Regions from separate parts of the Homo sapiens genome. Here region 2 is linked to region 1. A link is a contact called in ENCODE Hi-C or POLR2A ChIA-PET data. All regions are on one chromosome and are shown on one strand. Each heading gives the region's core, a stretch centred on a gene start or an enhancer-like site at or near the end of the contact. The rest is flanking DNA. Distances are from core to core; before and after follow the strand shown. Region 1 holds the start of TERF2 (telomeric repeat binding factor 2). Region 2 holds the start of ST3GAL2 (ST3 beta-galactoside alpha-2,3-sialyltransferase 2).

Region 1 (6,568 bases), core at 459-2,958:
AATTCTACGAAAAAAAATTTCAAATTACCCAGGCATGGTGGCACACGCTGGTAGTCTTAGCTACTTGGGAGGTTGAGGCAGGAGGATCACTTGAGCCCAGGAGTTCAAGGCTGCAGTGAGCACGATTGTGCCACTGCACTCCAACCTGCATTACAGAGTGAAACTTTCTCAAAAAAACTAAAATAAAGGCAAGTGATTTGGTTCCTGGTTAAGGCAAGCAGGCTGGAATGGAAAAGCAGCCATGGGCCGGGCGCAGTGGCTCACGCCTGTAATCCCAGCACTTTGGGAGACCGAGGCGGGCGGATCACGAGGTCAGGAGATGGAGACCATCCTGGCTAACACAGTGAAACCCCGTCTCTACTAAAAATACAAAAAATTAGCTGGGCATGGTAGTGGGCGCCTGTAGTCCCAGCCACTCGGGAGGCTGAGGCAGGAGAATGGCATGAACCCAGAGGCGGAGCTTGCAGTGAGCCGAGATCGTGCCACTGCACTCCAGCTTGGGCGACAGAACGAGATTCCATCTCAAGAAAAACAAAGAAAAAAAAGAAAAGCAGCTATGATCACCAAAGATCAGTCAGACCTAGAGGCCTCTTCTCTCATCCCGGAACGTGTACCTCATAGAACTTTTGGCTTTCCAGGATACTATACATATTAAGGTCCTGATATTAATTCACAGGTCCAGCATGGGATTCACATCCTCAAGGACATGGCCACCTGCACTTCTGAGTTGTCTTTGAGTGGCCCCAAACTGGATCTTTGCAGGTTCCAGACTAGTGGGGCTGGTAGGACAATCTTTGAAGCTAGACCAGTTACTGGGCCTCTCAGGAAGAGGCACCCACAACCACCATCCTGAACTAAGGTCTGAGCTGGAGGTTCTCCATTTGGTCAAGTGCCAGTTGGTGAATTCCAAGAGTATCAGAGATATCTGAAAGTGACTCAGACCCTCTATGGGACTATGGGTGGTCCTTTTGCTTATTTTTCTAATTGTTCTACAACAAAATGTGTTATTTTTGTGATTACAAAGAGTATATGTCTAGCGGCTGGGTTGCCAGGTGCATTCTATTTATTGGTATCACACTGGTCTTTGCTTTATAATTACAGTATTTGTTAAAATACAAATTTGTTTAAAGACTTTCCTCTGTGTATGCTCTCTTCCACAATTTTCAAAGTGTTTAATAAGGTGCACATATTTGGTTTTCTTTTTTTTCTTTTCTTTTTTTTGAGACGGAGTTTCGCTCTTGTTGCCCAGACTGGAGTGCAATGGCGCGATCTCGGCTCACCGCAACCTCCGCCTCGCGGGTTCAAGCGAGTCTCCTGCCTCAGCCTCCTGAGTAGCTAGGATTACAGGCATGCGCCACCACGTCTGGCTAATTTTGTATTTTTAGTAGAGATGGGGTTTCTCCATGTTGGTCAGGCTGGTCTCGAACTCCCGACCTCAGGTGATCCACCCGCCTCAGCCTCCCAAAGTGCTGGGATTACAGGCGTAGAGCCACCGATCCCGGCCTGTTTTTCAGTCTCTAATACACTGTTCCGCGTCCCTAGCATAGTAGCTGTTTTCTGTAAATTCGGAGCGAAGTTGACTGCAAAACCCGCCGGGTTCACCGGCCTGGGCGGTGTGGACTTCAAGCCCCAGGAGGCATTGCGGCCGGCACATCGGGAACTACGGCGTCTGAGAAGGGGGCCGGGCCCTCCGGTCCTTTCCCTCCCAGAAGCCCGCGGGCGGCTCGGAACGCTGTTTCTATCATGGCCGCGGGAGCCGGGACGGCGGGCCCCGCTTCCGGCCCGGGCGTCGTGCGTGACCCAGCGGCGTCACAGCCGAGGAAGCGGCCCGGCCGGGAGGGCGGGGAGGGCGCGCGGCGATCGGACACGATGGCGGGAGGAGGCGGGAGTAGCGACGGCAGCGGGCGGGCAGCTGGCAGGCGGGCGTCCCGCAGTAGCGGGCGGGCCCGGCGGGGGCGCCACGAGCCGGGGCTGGGGGGCCCGGCGGAGCGCGGCGCGGGGGAGGCACGGCTGGAAGAGGCAGTCAATCGCTGGGTGCTCAAGTTCTACTTCCACGAGGCGCTGCGGGCCTTTCGGGGTAGCCGGTACGGGGACTTCAGACAGATCCGGGACATCATGCAGGGTGAGGGCCGGGCCGGGGGAGGGGGGTTGGAGCGCCGGGGAAGGGGGTCCGGGGGACCGGGAGTCGGGACTGGGGGTCGCCCAGCCAACGATGTCTTCTCTCCCAGCTTTGCTTGTCAGGCCCTTGGGGAAGGAGCACACCGTGTCCCGATTGCTGCGGGTTATGCAGTGTCTGTCGCGGATTGAAGAAGGGGAAAATTTAGGTATGGCTATTTTTGTGTTCTTCTCTGGGCTTACTTGCGTAGGGTTTTGTTTTAAAACTTATATCTAGAACTGAAGGATTCCAGGTTAAAGTGCGATAGTTTCCATCAGAGTGGTCTTTTTCATTCTACGATGGGTCTGTTTTCTGGCTCGACTGGCTCTAGTTTTCTCCGGTTAAGGTTGTCTTGGCTGCTTTTCTGTGTTTTTTTTAAATCTTCTCCCACCTGTTAATTGCTCACCCCAACTTTGCTCCTGTCTAAAGTGAGTTATGTTCATATGGACATCTTTTTTCCCCCATGGTAGAGAGTTTTTCAGAGTGGAAGTACTCTGACATTTTTCCCCTCTGAATTTAACTTGAAAGCTATTTAGCTGTTGTCAGTTTCTTGCCACTCGTATCTGAGGAGGATGGGTATATTCTGAATTTGAGAGGCAAATGCAGGTATTTAAAAATAATTTTTTTGCCTGTCTTGACAGGTGTTAAAAAATGGTCACGTTAAATTCATTGATTTGAATTTGGACCCTTATCGTGTATGTCAACCTGTAGCAAATATGTCAAAAAATTAAATGCAAATCTTACCATATTTGCATGCTCCATTTCCATAAATATATATATATAATTTTTGGACATAACTTTTTTACCCTTAGAAAAGAGCTTAAAAATGAAAACTGTGCTTTGTCCTAGACTGTTCCTTTGATATGGAGGCTGAGCTCACACCACTGGAATCAGCTATCAATGTGCTGGAGATGATTAAAACGGAATTTACACTGACAGAAGCAGTGGTCGAATCCAGTAGAAAACTGGTCAAGGAAGCTGTAAGGCTCTATTTTTATATCTTTTTTCTTTGACCAAAAATCAAGGGTCTTTGAGGATACAGCACTTACTCTTTACTGTGTGGGGCAGAGGAAAACAGCAATGGGGAGAGATTGAGCAAGCAAGAAAGCACACACACAGACGTTATTTCTTCAGGTGTCTCCTTTCCCACCCAGGCTTGGGAAGTAATGGCAGTTGCTCAGTTTTTGTGATTTGGGTGGTCTTCCTTGTGGCTTTGGCATTGAAGCTCTGACATTTTGGAGGTTACTGCACCATTCGGGAGCACTCTACAAGGGCCTTAAGTAACTCTGGCCTAGGGTTTGGTCACCCTTGTTTATAATAAACCAAGGAGATAAACTGGGGCCTTGGAAAATGTGGTACTGACTTTGAGTTCTTTCTGTCTGCAGAAAGAGGGGCTTAGAGAATATCCCTTTTGAACAGATAGATTAGAATCAGAGGTGCTGGGATAATGAGCCAGCTAGCAAAATAGTAATGGTAGAAGAATGATAGAAATCCGGCACAGGCAGTGTTCTTGAATTCAAGAAAAAAGCTAATGGAGTGTCTAGGAATTTGGGATTGTCACTGTGTTGTGGCTCAGGTAGCTTCAAACAGTAGAAATTATTTTAATTTAAAACATAGAAGTGGCTGTGGGAACCAGTTAGAAAAAGATTTTTCTTCCCCCAAAACCAAGGCTGGGGGGTGTGGAAGCAGATGCAGAGGTGAAGATGGAAAACATCAGCTAAGCATTGCCCTGGTGGTAGAAAATAGGGAAATGGTTAAGAAAAGAGCACCCCTAAAAGGATGGGATCCCAAAGATGGGGGTGGGGTAGAAAGAAAAACCTTGCTTCACAAGGAAAACCTGTCTCTTGGCTGTGTACATTGTACTTGGGTACCCTATTAAAAAACAACTAGTGTGCATGAGGTGCACATATTTTATTTATTTAATTAAGGACCTTGGGCAGATACTACTTTTGGTCTGGTAAAGAAATGCTTAAATATTAGTCATTTCCAAGGAAGAATAATTTCAAGAGTACATTTTTAGTATAGGAAAATCAGGTTTAGGTTGAGGGGAGGCATATGCCAGAATAGACATTATCAAGGGAGGAGAAATTCATGCCTACTTTCAGAACTGTTAAGGATCTTTTGAATGGGTACCAGTTTAGAATAATTCATTTAACTTCTATTAAGTACACATTGAGTATCCCTTATCCAAAATACTTGGGAACAGAAGCATTTTGGATTTCAGATTTTGGAATATTTGCATTAAATTTAGTTTGAGCATCCCAAATCCAAAAATCTGAAATCCCAAATGCCCTCAAATCTGAAACTTTTTGAGTGCCAACATGGCACTCAAAGGAAATGCTCATTGGAGCATTTCAGATTTCGGATTTTCAGATTTAGGATGCTCAACCTGTAGCAACTCCTTTAGAACACAAGGGCTATAGATTTGCCATCTGGCCCCTCTTCTGGAAGAGTCTTTGTGGGCTTTCATCTTTCAGCTGCGTATTTATTATTATTATTTAGGCTCATAGAGCTCCTTATTTGGGTGGTTCATTAGGAAAAATCTATTAGAAAAATCTAAGCTCTCAGAGTAGCCATTTTCTTACGTTGACTCTGTTCTCCTTTTCCAGTCTCCACCACGTACTAGATCTTATGCTTATTGTTACTGCAGTGTAACAAGTTACTCCAAGAATAAGCAGCTCAAAACAGTTAATATTATCTTTCAGTTTCCGAGGATCAGGAGTCTATTAGTGATTCTGGCTCAGGGTTTCTCATGAGGTTACAGTCAAGCTGTCAGCTAGGTTTGCAGTCATTTCAAGACTCAACTGCTTCCCTACTCACATAGTTGTTAACAAGACTCACTTTCCTACTGGCTGTTGGCTGGACACTTCAGCTCCTGGCCTCTTCACAGATAAGGCTGCTTGCAACATGGCAGCTTTGTTTTCCTACAGCAAATCATGCAAGAGAGCAAGAACCCAAGGCAGAAGTCTCATTCTTGTAGAGTCTAATCTTGGAAGTGACACATTATCACTTCCACCATATGCTCTTGGTCATACAGACTAGACTCACTCTGGTAGAGTGTGAATGGGACTCCGCAAGAGGTGAGGCGCATTGGGGGCTGCCTTTGAGGTTGGCAACCACAATTACCTTGATCTCCTAGTTGTTAAATGATATTATTTCATCCATCTCTTCAATTTACTTTGTAAAAGTTTCTCATTTACAGTCACGGAATCTGTTAATGATCGGGAAAATTCTACAGACGCCTAGGTTCAGTGAGCCTTGCTCATGCATTTAAGCTTTGTAAAGTGCCAAAACAATTTATTTAAAAGTATATTGAATCTTTCGCAAAGTTTATCAAGTAAGTTATTTGTTAAGTTAGAACCCTCAGTGCATGGTCTAGGGATCTCTGGAGGTCCCCAGGACCCTTTCAGAGAAGCCATGAGGTCAAAACTGTTTTCATAAGCAGAACCAAAACATTATTTGACTTTTTCAATGCATTGGCATTTGCATTGATGGTACAAAAGCAAGGATGAGTAAAATGGGTGATTCCTTAGCGTGATCAAGATGGTAGTAATTGTACTAGTAGTCATTGTATTCTTCACTGCCACAATTTTTTTTAAAACTACCAATTTTAATTAAGAATGTTAGTCACAGTTGTTTAAAAGCTCAGAACTCCCATTAAAAAAAAATTTAAAAAAGAATGTCTTTGGTAAAGCAGCAAAAACTGGATGAATTTTATTAACTCTAGAGCCTTGAGTAAACATCTTTTCAGGATTTTGTGTGTTGAAATAGAAAGTATGGGCCAGGTGCAGTAGCTCATACCTGTAATCCTAGCACTTTGGGAGGCTGACGTGAGTGGATCGCTTGAGCCTAGGAGTTCCAGACCAGCCTGGGTAACATAGTGAAACCCTGTCTCTACAAAAATACAAAAAATTAGCTGGGTGTGGTGGTGTGCACCTGTGGTGTCAGCTACTTGGGAGGCTGAGGCAGAAGGATCACCTGAGCCTGGGAGGTGGAGGTTGCAGTAAGCTGATATCATACCTCTGTACTCGAGCCTGGACGACAGAGTGAAGACCCTGTCAAAAAAGAAAAAAAAAAAAATAAGAGGAAGTATGACTAAAATGTTTCTGCTGCATACCAAAACATGATGGTTACCAGGAAAAGCACTTGTGTTATTATTAGAGTTGCATGCTGAACTAGCTGCTTTTTTATGGAATACTATTTTACCTGAAGAACAACTGACAAATTACAGTTGTTCACACTTGGGTATTTGGCAGTCATTTTCTTGAGAATGAGTAAAGCAAACCTGTCACATAAAACAAGTGACAGTATTTGTTGCCAGTGATAAAGTTTAAGCTTTCTAGTGAAAAACAGAATTTTGGAAAACTTGTATTCATGTGCTTGATAGCTTCCCAATACTTAGTCTTTTCTGAA
Region 2 (6,282 bases), core at 1,902-4,401, 1.1 Mb before region 1:
GCTGGGACTACAGGTGCCCGCCACCAGGCCCGACTAATTTTTTTTGTATTTTTAGTAGAGACAGGGTTTCACCGTGTTAGCCAGGATGGTCTCGATCTCCTGACCTCATGATCTGCCCGCCTTGGCCTCCCAAAGTGCTGGGATTACAGGCATGAGCCACTGCGCCCGGCCCTAATTTTTTGTATTTTTAGTAGAGATGGGCTTTCAACATGTTGGCCAGGCTGGTCTCGAACTCCTGACCTCAAGTGCTCCGCCTACCTCGGCCTTCCAAAATGCTGGGATTACACGTGTGAGCCACTGTTCCTGGCCTAGTTGTGTTTTAAAGTGGATGAAGGAGTAGGGAAGGTGGCAAGCAGGGGTTCGGTAGAGTCAGGGACATGAAAAATTGCAAAGGATTGGTCAATGTACAGCTCTGTCCACTAGCTGGCAATTATCAAAGTTAGGATTCTGTCCTCCCACAAAGAGGCCTTATCCTTCAGGATGACGACATTCAAGGAATGGCTTTCAGGTCCTTGAGAAAGACACTCTTGAGTTGTAGAAGATACTTACACATCTCAAAGGATCAGATAAGGAATTCACAATTGTGAGCCCTTTTTAGTAAATGCTCTGAGAAAGTGTAGTCAGAGCCTATGATTGGGTGTCGCCTGGAACAGTAAATTCTTTCGGCAGTGGTGCGCCTTCTCAGGCAGGCACTTTAAGGTGGGTTTGGGTCATCCCAGGATGTGACCTTGAGCTGTTAGAAACTATATTACTGTTTAAGTCTCTTTTTTTTTTTGAGACGGATTCTTGCTCTGTTGTCCAGGCTGGAGTGCAGTGGTGCAATCTCTGCTCACTGCAACCTCCACCTCCTGGGTTCAAGCAATTCTCTGCCTCAGCCTCCCCAGTAGCTAGGATTACAGGCGCCTGCCACCACGCCCCGCTAATTTTTTGTATTTTCAGTAGAGACGGAGTTTCACCATCTTGGCCAGGCTGGAAGAGTTCAGGCCACCCCTGAACTCCAGACCTTGTGATCCACCCGCCTCGGCCTCCCAAAGTGCTGGGATTACAGGCATGAGCCATGGCGCCCAGCCTTCTTTTCTTTTTTATAAAGAGAGACAGGGTTTTTCCACGTTGCCTAGGCTGGTCTCAAACTCCTAAGCTCAGACAATCTACATGCCTAGGCCTCCTAAAGTGCTGCGATTACAGGCGTGAGCCACTGTGACCCGCCTCTGTAGAAGCCTTTTAATGTGGAGGGAGGAGGGTGGGTAAAATCACTTGTGTTGAGAGTCTGCCGGTGTTTTGTTTGTTTGTTTGTTTGTTTGTTTGTTTTTGAGACGGAGTCTTGCTCTGCCGGCCAGGCTGGAGTGCAGTGGCGCGACGTTGGCTCACTGAAACCTCCATCCCCCCGGATTCAAGTGATTCTCCTGCCTCAGCCTCCTGAGTAGCTGGGATTACAGGCGCCTGCCACCATGCCCGGCTAATTTTTATATTTTTAGTAGAGACGGAGTTTCACCATCTTGGCCAGGCTGGTCTTGAACTCCTGACCTCATGATCCACCTGCCTCAGCCTCCCAAAGTGCTGGGATTACAGGTGTGAGCCACCACGCCTGGCCCTTTTTTGTTTAAGACAGAGTCTCACTCTGTTGCCCAGGCTGGAGTGCAATGGCATGATCTCAGCTCACTGTAACCTCCAACTCCCAGATTCAAGCAATTCTCGTGCCTCAGCCTCCCAAGTAGCTGGGATTACAGGCACGCACTACCACACCCAGCTAATTTTTGCATTTTTGGTAGAGACAGGGTTTTGCCATGTTGGTCAGGCTGGTCTTAACTCCTGGCCTCATGTGATCCACCTGCCTCAGCCTCCCAAAGTGCTGGGGTCGTGATGACATCACTGCACTCCAGCCTGGGCGACAGTGAGACCTTGAGCAAAAACAAAGAGCGTTCCTGTGCTAAAGGGGACTAGACTGGGACCCTGCCTTTCCGGGTTTGGCTCTTCAGGGCCATTATTAATTATCCCACACAAGGGCCATCCTTGAAAGAGGATACCGGTGTGTTAGCAGCAAACACCAACAGCAGAGGTTATCAGGTTATCAAGGTAGTAACCGGCAGCATGAGCAACACCTGGAGACGGGGTAGCAATGCCAATTCTGGGGCCTGCCCTAGAGCTAAAAGAACCAGAAGCTGAGGGTGGGGGCAGCAATCTGCGTTTAAACAAGCTGGCCAAGAGGATCCCATACACACCAAAAATTCAGAACCACTTCAGCCTCACTTCAGCCTGTTGGAGGGCGAAACTGCAGTCTACCTGGAGTTTCATAAAGGTTTTGAAATAGGTGCGGAAGTTAGGGAAAGGATGGGCTAATAAAAGACATGGCAAATATTTAAAATGCATTCACTTTACCCTCAACAGCAGGAAGCTACGGGCATCTAAGAGAGAGCCTGCAAGGGGGAGATGCCCCGGTGGATGAGGAACCAATAGACACTCTGCCCCCTTTTCCTCTTTTCCTAGGTGGGGAACACAAAGTCCAGCGAGGCCAAACCCCCGCTCGCACCGCTGATGGGGTCTCTCTCCCCTCAGGCCAGGGCGCAGCGGCCCCACCGCAGCTCGGGCTTTCAGAGCCCGGGCGTGAAGCCAAGCTGGCCTCAGGTCGCGGCTCTTTGAGAGCGCGAGTGGGAACAGTGCCCTCCGGCCGGGCTCGTCAGCAGCTGGCCACAGCAGCATCTGAGAGGCGTCCTCGGCTAGTGTGCACCTCCCTAGGAACCCACGTATCCAACCCGGCTCGGGGCCGTCTGCTCCAGCCGCTGGAGCCCGGCCTTCTGAGAATGAAGACTTCCCATCCCCCTCCGTCTCCCCTCCTGCACGGCGGACCCCCTGAGCCCTAGCGAAACTACAAAGCCCACAATCCCTGGGATGCGCGCGCTGTCTTCTGGGAGATGTAGTCCTGGATGCGGGGCGCCCCTAGCGACCCAGCGCCCGCTGGACTCCATATCCCAGCATGCCGGCGCGCGTGCGGGGGGCGGAGGGAGGGAGAGACGGGGAGGATGTGAATGGGGTGGGGGCAGTCGCCCCTGTCCCCCACCCTTCCCTTCAAGCCGGGCAGGGGTGGGGGGAGGGGCCGGGCTGAGGCGGCGGCGGCGGCGGCGCTCGGGGAGGGTTGGGCCAGGCAAGGGCGGGACTAGCCCACGGCGGGCGGACGAGAGAGCTGCGAGCTAACGGGTCCGGACGACGGCGGCGGCGGCGGCGGCGGCGGCGACGGCTTTCTGCGCGGGCGGCGGCGGCGGCCGGAGCGGCGAGCATGGCCCGCGCGGCGCCGGGCGCTGACTGAGGTGCGCGGGTGGGATGAGGGCGGGCGGGATGCAGAGCGCCCCGGGCCCCCGGCTGCCCAGACCTCCCCTGCGCGGGCAGCTGGCGCGGCCCAGCGGCCCAGACCGGCCCGTTCCAGCCCGGCAACTTCCCCCGGGTCGGGGCGCCGGGCTCCCTCGTGTGGGCGGGGGTCCGCGCGCGTTGGCCTCATTCCGGATCCCCGCCTTCTGCTTTGCACGTCCAGCCGCTCCCAGCCTCCCAGGGCTCCCGCTCCGCTCCTTTGCCGGCAGCCCCCAACCCCAACCCCAGCCCCAGCCCCAGCCCTCGGAAGAGCTCTCTGCCCTGGTCCCGACTTCCAGTCCACTCCCTAGTTCGTACCGCTAACCCTGGGTCTCCCGGCCTCTGCTCCACCTGGGAGACCCCGGCCCCACTCTTGGCCAGAGCCTGTCTGCCCCATCAGCTCCTCTTTCCTCTCTCCCCTGTGATCTTTCCCCTACCTGGCACTGCCCCCTAACCATCCTCAGTGGCCCAGTTCTCACGGCTCGACCTTCCTACTTTGGGGAAACTGAGGCACGGCTGAAGCCAGAAACTTGGCCAAAGCGCCAGTCCCGTGGAGGCTGGTCTGAACCTCGTCTCTCCTCTCTCCTGTTCCTTCTCTGCCTTGGAATGGAAGTCATTTCTTACCCCCAGTCATTCCCCTGTGACTGGACCAAACTTCCCACCCCCTGCTACAGCTCTGGGCTGAGCTCACTTGAGTCTCCCCTTAGCTTCCTGCCGCTCCTGTTGGCCTTCCCTCCTTCGCATAACCCACTCCGGGTTCCCTCTGCCTGTAGAGGAGTCAGCACCAATTGCTTGCTTGCTCAAGTTAGCCTTTCGATTTATCTTTTGCCAACTGCATCCATCTCCCGTCTCCCATCTTCCCTCTTGCTTTACAGCTGCGTAAAGGAGCGGAGGATTGAGTCAAAGGTGGTGTTGGAGAAAGGGGCTAGAGAGGTGCTGGGGGCAGGCAGGGACCTGGGGCCTCTTTTCAGTCAAAGCCTCCGGGGGAGTACAGGGCACTCTGGGACCTCTGGCCAGTAACACACTCCCGCCTCGTCTTTGGGACGGATGTTTGGAAGCTGGTTGGCCACCCCTTCCTTGCCTGGTGGGCTCTGAAGCCCTTCTCAGGTGGAAGGTATCGCTGGTTTTTAGAGAGATGGTGGCATAAGAGGAGTCTGGGAGACCACACCCCTAAGCTTCATCTTGCTTCTGCTGCTAACTTTGGAGGGGTTGCCCTTTCAGGGAGGGATGCCTGCTGGCTGCCCTGATCTCTCTGTGGAGGAAGGCACAGAGTATGTGGGCGGTGATCTCAAGTTTAGTCGTGGGACTCAGGATTTAGAGGGAACGAGGGCTCAGAGAGGTGGCACAGATTTGCCTGTATTATTCAGGTTTTTTGTTTTGTCCTCTTCAGATTTTTTTTTTTTTGCGGGGGGGGCAGAGGGGGATAGTCATCCATTCTACCCCAATCCCCAGTTTCCCAGTGGGTTGGGTGGAGGAAAGGAGGGACAGGAGGCTCTAGGAGTTATGTGGGTTCCTGAAGGAGCAATCTTGATCTGAACCAGATGGTTCACTGCTTCAGCAACCCCCTTCCCAGCCCTCCCCCTTGGCTGTGAATTGGATGCTTTTAACCTTGTAACTTGAGAATGGAGGAAGGGAGGCCAGGGGGCCAACTGTCTGTGTGGGTGTTTATGTCTGCCTCTGCACCCTTGCTTGCAAGTCTGGCAGGGGCCTGTGGGAGTGACCCTGCCTGGGAGCGCATTGTTGTGATGTGCTGTGGCACGCTGATGGCTCCTGGGAACTTTTGGAGTGCAAATCCCAGATAAAGCCAAGCTTCTGAGAGCCACTGGCTATGGCCTCAGGGGAGCATTTCTACTCCGGCCAAGCCTCAGGGTAAGGACCACTCTTCTCGAGAAGGCACCTGGGATTAAGGAGTCTGCAATACCAGGATTGGGGATTTGGGGAGGCTTGGTTTTTCCATGTCTTTTCATGGCAAAAGAAGACCTGAGGGGTAGGGCCTGGGGAGAGGGGTGGGAAATGGATTATTTTGCGTTGTCCTATACCACATCCTGCCTTATTTTGGCCATATTTGTATACTTCATTTTGGCTCTCATTAGACTGTGGATGCTCTTCAAATGTGTCCTCATTTTCTGAAATACCACCACCTGGCTTGGTCCTTAGCACCTAGTGGGTGTTCAGTAAATGAATTACAGCGGAAGGTCTCATGGTTACAGGTTTAGGGAAGGATTCTTCACATTTGACTGAGAGTCATAGTCTCCTGGAGAGCTGGTTAAGGCACAGATTGTGTGTGTGTGAGGGGACTCCAGAGTTTTATGGTTTAATCTTGGTGGAGCCTATATTTTGCATCTCTCTCCAGCTCCCTAGGGCTAACACTTTGAGAACCACTGGTTTGGGGTCATCACAATTTCTTGAGAGATTAATCCAAGCAGATGCGAAGTCTTTTTTTTTTTTTTTTTCTTTTTTTGAGACGAAGTCTCACTCTGTTGCCCAGGCTGGAGTGCAGTGGCATGATCTCGGCTCACTGCAGCCTCTGCCTCCAGGGTTCAAGCAATTCTCTTGTCTCGGCCTTGTTGGCCACCCCTTCCTGGGGTGACAGGAACCTAGGATTACAGGCATACGCCACGACACCCCGCTACTTTTTGTATTTTTAGTAGAGACGGGGTTTCACCATGTTTGCCAGACTGGTTTCGAACTCCTGACCTCAGGTGATCCGCCCGCCTTGGCCTCCCAAAGTGCTGGGATTACAGGCGTGAGTCACCGCTCCTGGCCAGATGTCTTTTTTTTTTTTTGAGATAGAGTCTTGCTCTGTCACCCAGGCTGGAGTGCAGTGGTGTGATCTCAGCTCACTGCAACCTCCGCCTCCCAGGTTCAGGCTATTCTCCTGCCTCAGCCTCCCAAGTAGCTGGGATTATAGGTATCTGCCACCATGCCCGGCTGATTTTTGTA

Evidence for each region. Hi-C counts contacts between places; a loop is a spot of excess contacts on that map. ChIA-PET counts read pairs that join two places held with the same protein, here RNA polymerase II (POLR2A). Pooled maps may share reads with other maps.
Region 2: a map of naive thymus-derived CD4-positive, alpha-beta T cell shows a loop between it and region 1 (9-fold over the local background). The contact joins the promoter of ST3GAL2 here to the promoter of TERF2 in region 1. A Hi-C loop is called at or near these places in 1 of 168 maps with a recorded cell type or tissue (naive thymus-derived CD4-positive, alpha-beta T cell) and 7 of 50 pooled maps. POLR2A ChIA-PET finds 5 or more read pairs at or near these places in 1 of 52 experiments (CD4-positive, alpha-beta T cell).

Annotation. Positions count from the first base shown.
Region 1 is chr16:69,381,147-69,387,714 of GRCh38, reverse strand. TERF2 (telomeric repeat binding factor 2) reads left to right here and starts at 1,708. Exons shown (of 10, transcript NM_005652.5): 1 at 1,708-2,122; 2 at 2,229-2,324; 3 at 3,005-3,135. The coding sequence starts at 1,744. RefSeq lists a silencer at 1,713-2,092.
Region 2 is chr16:70,435,969-70,442,250 of GRCh38, reverse strand. It overlaps ST3GAL2 (ST3 beta-galactoside alpha-2,3-sialyltransferase 2), which reads left to right and starts at 3,151. Exons shown (of 7, transcript NM_006927.4): 1 at 3,151-3,302. RefSeq lists silencers at 3,000-3,179, 3,280-3,479 and an enhancer at 5,020-5,199.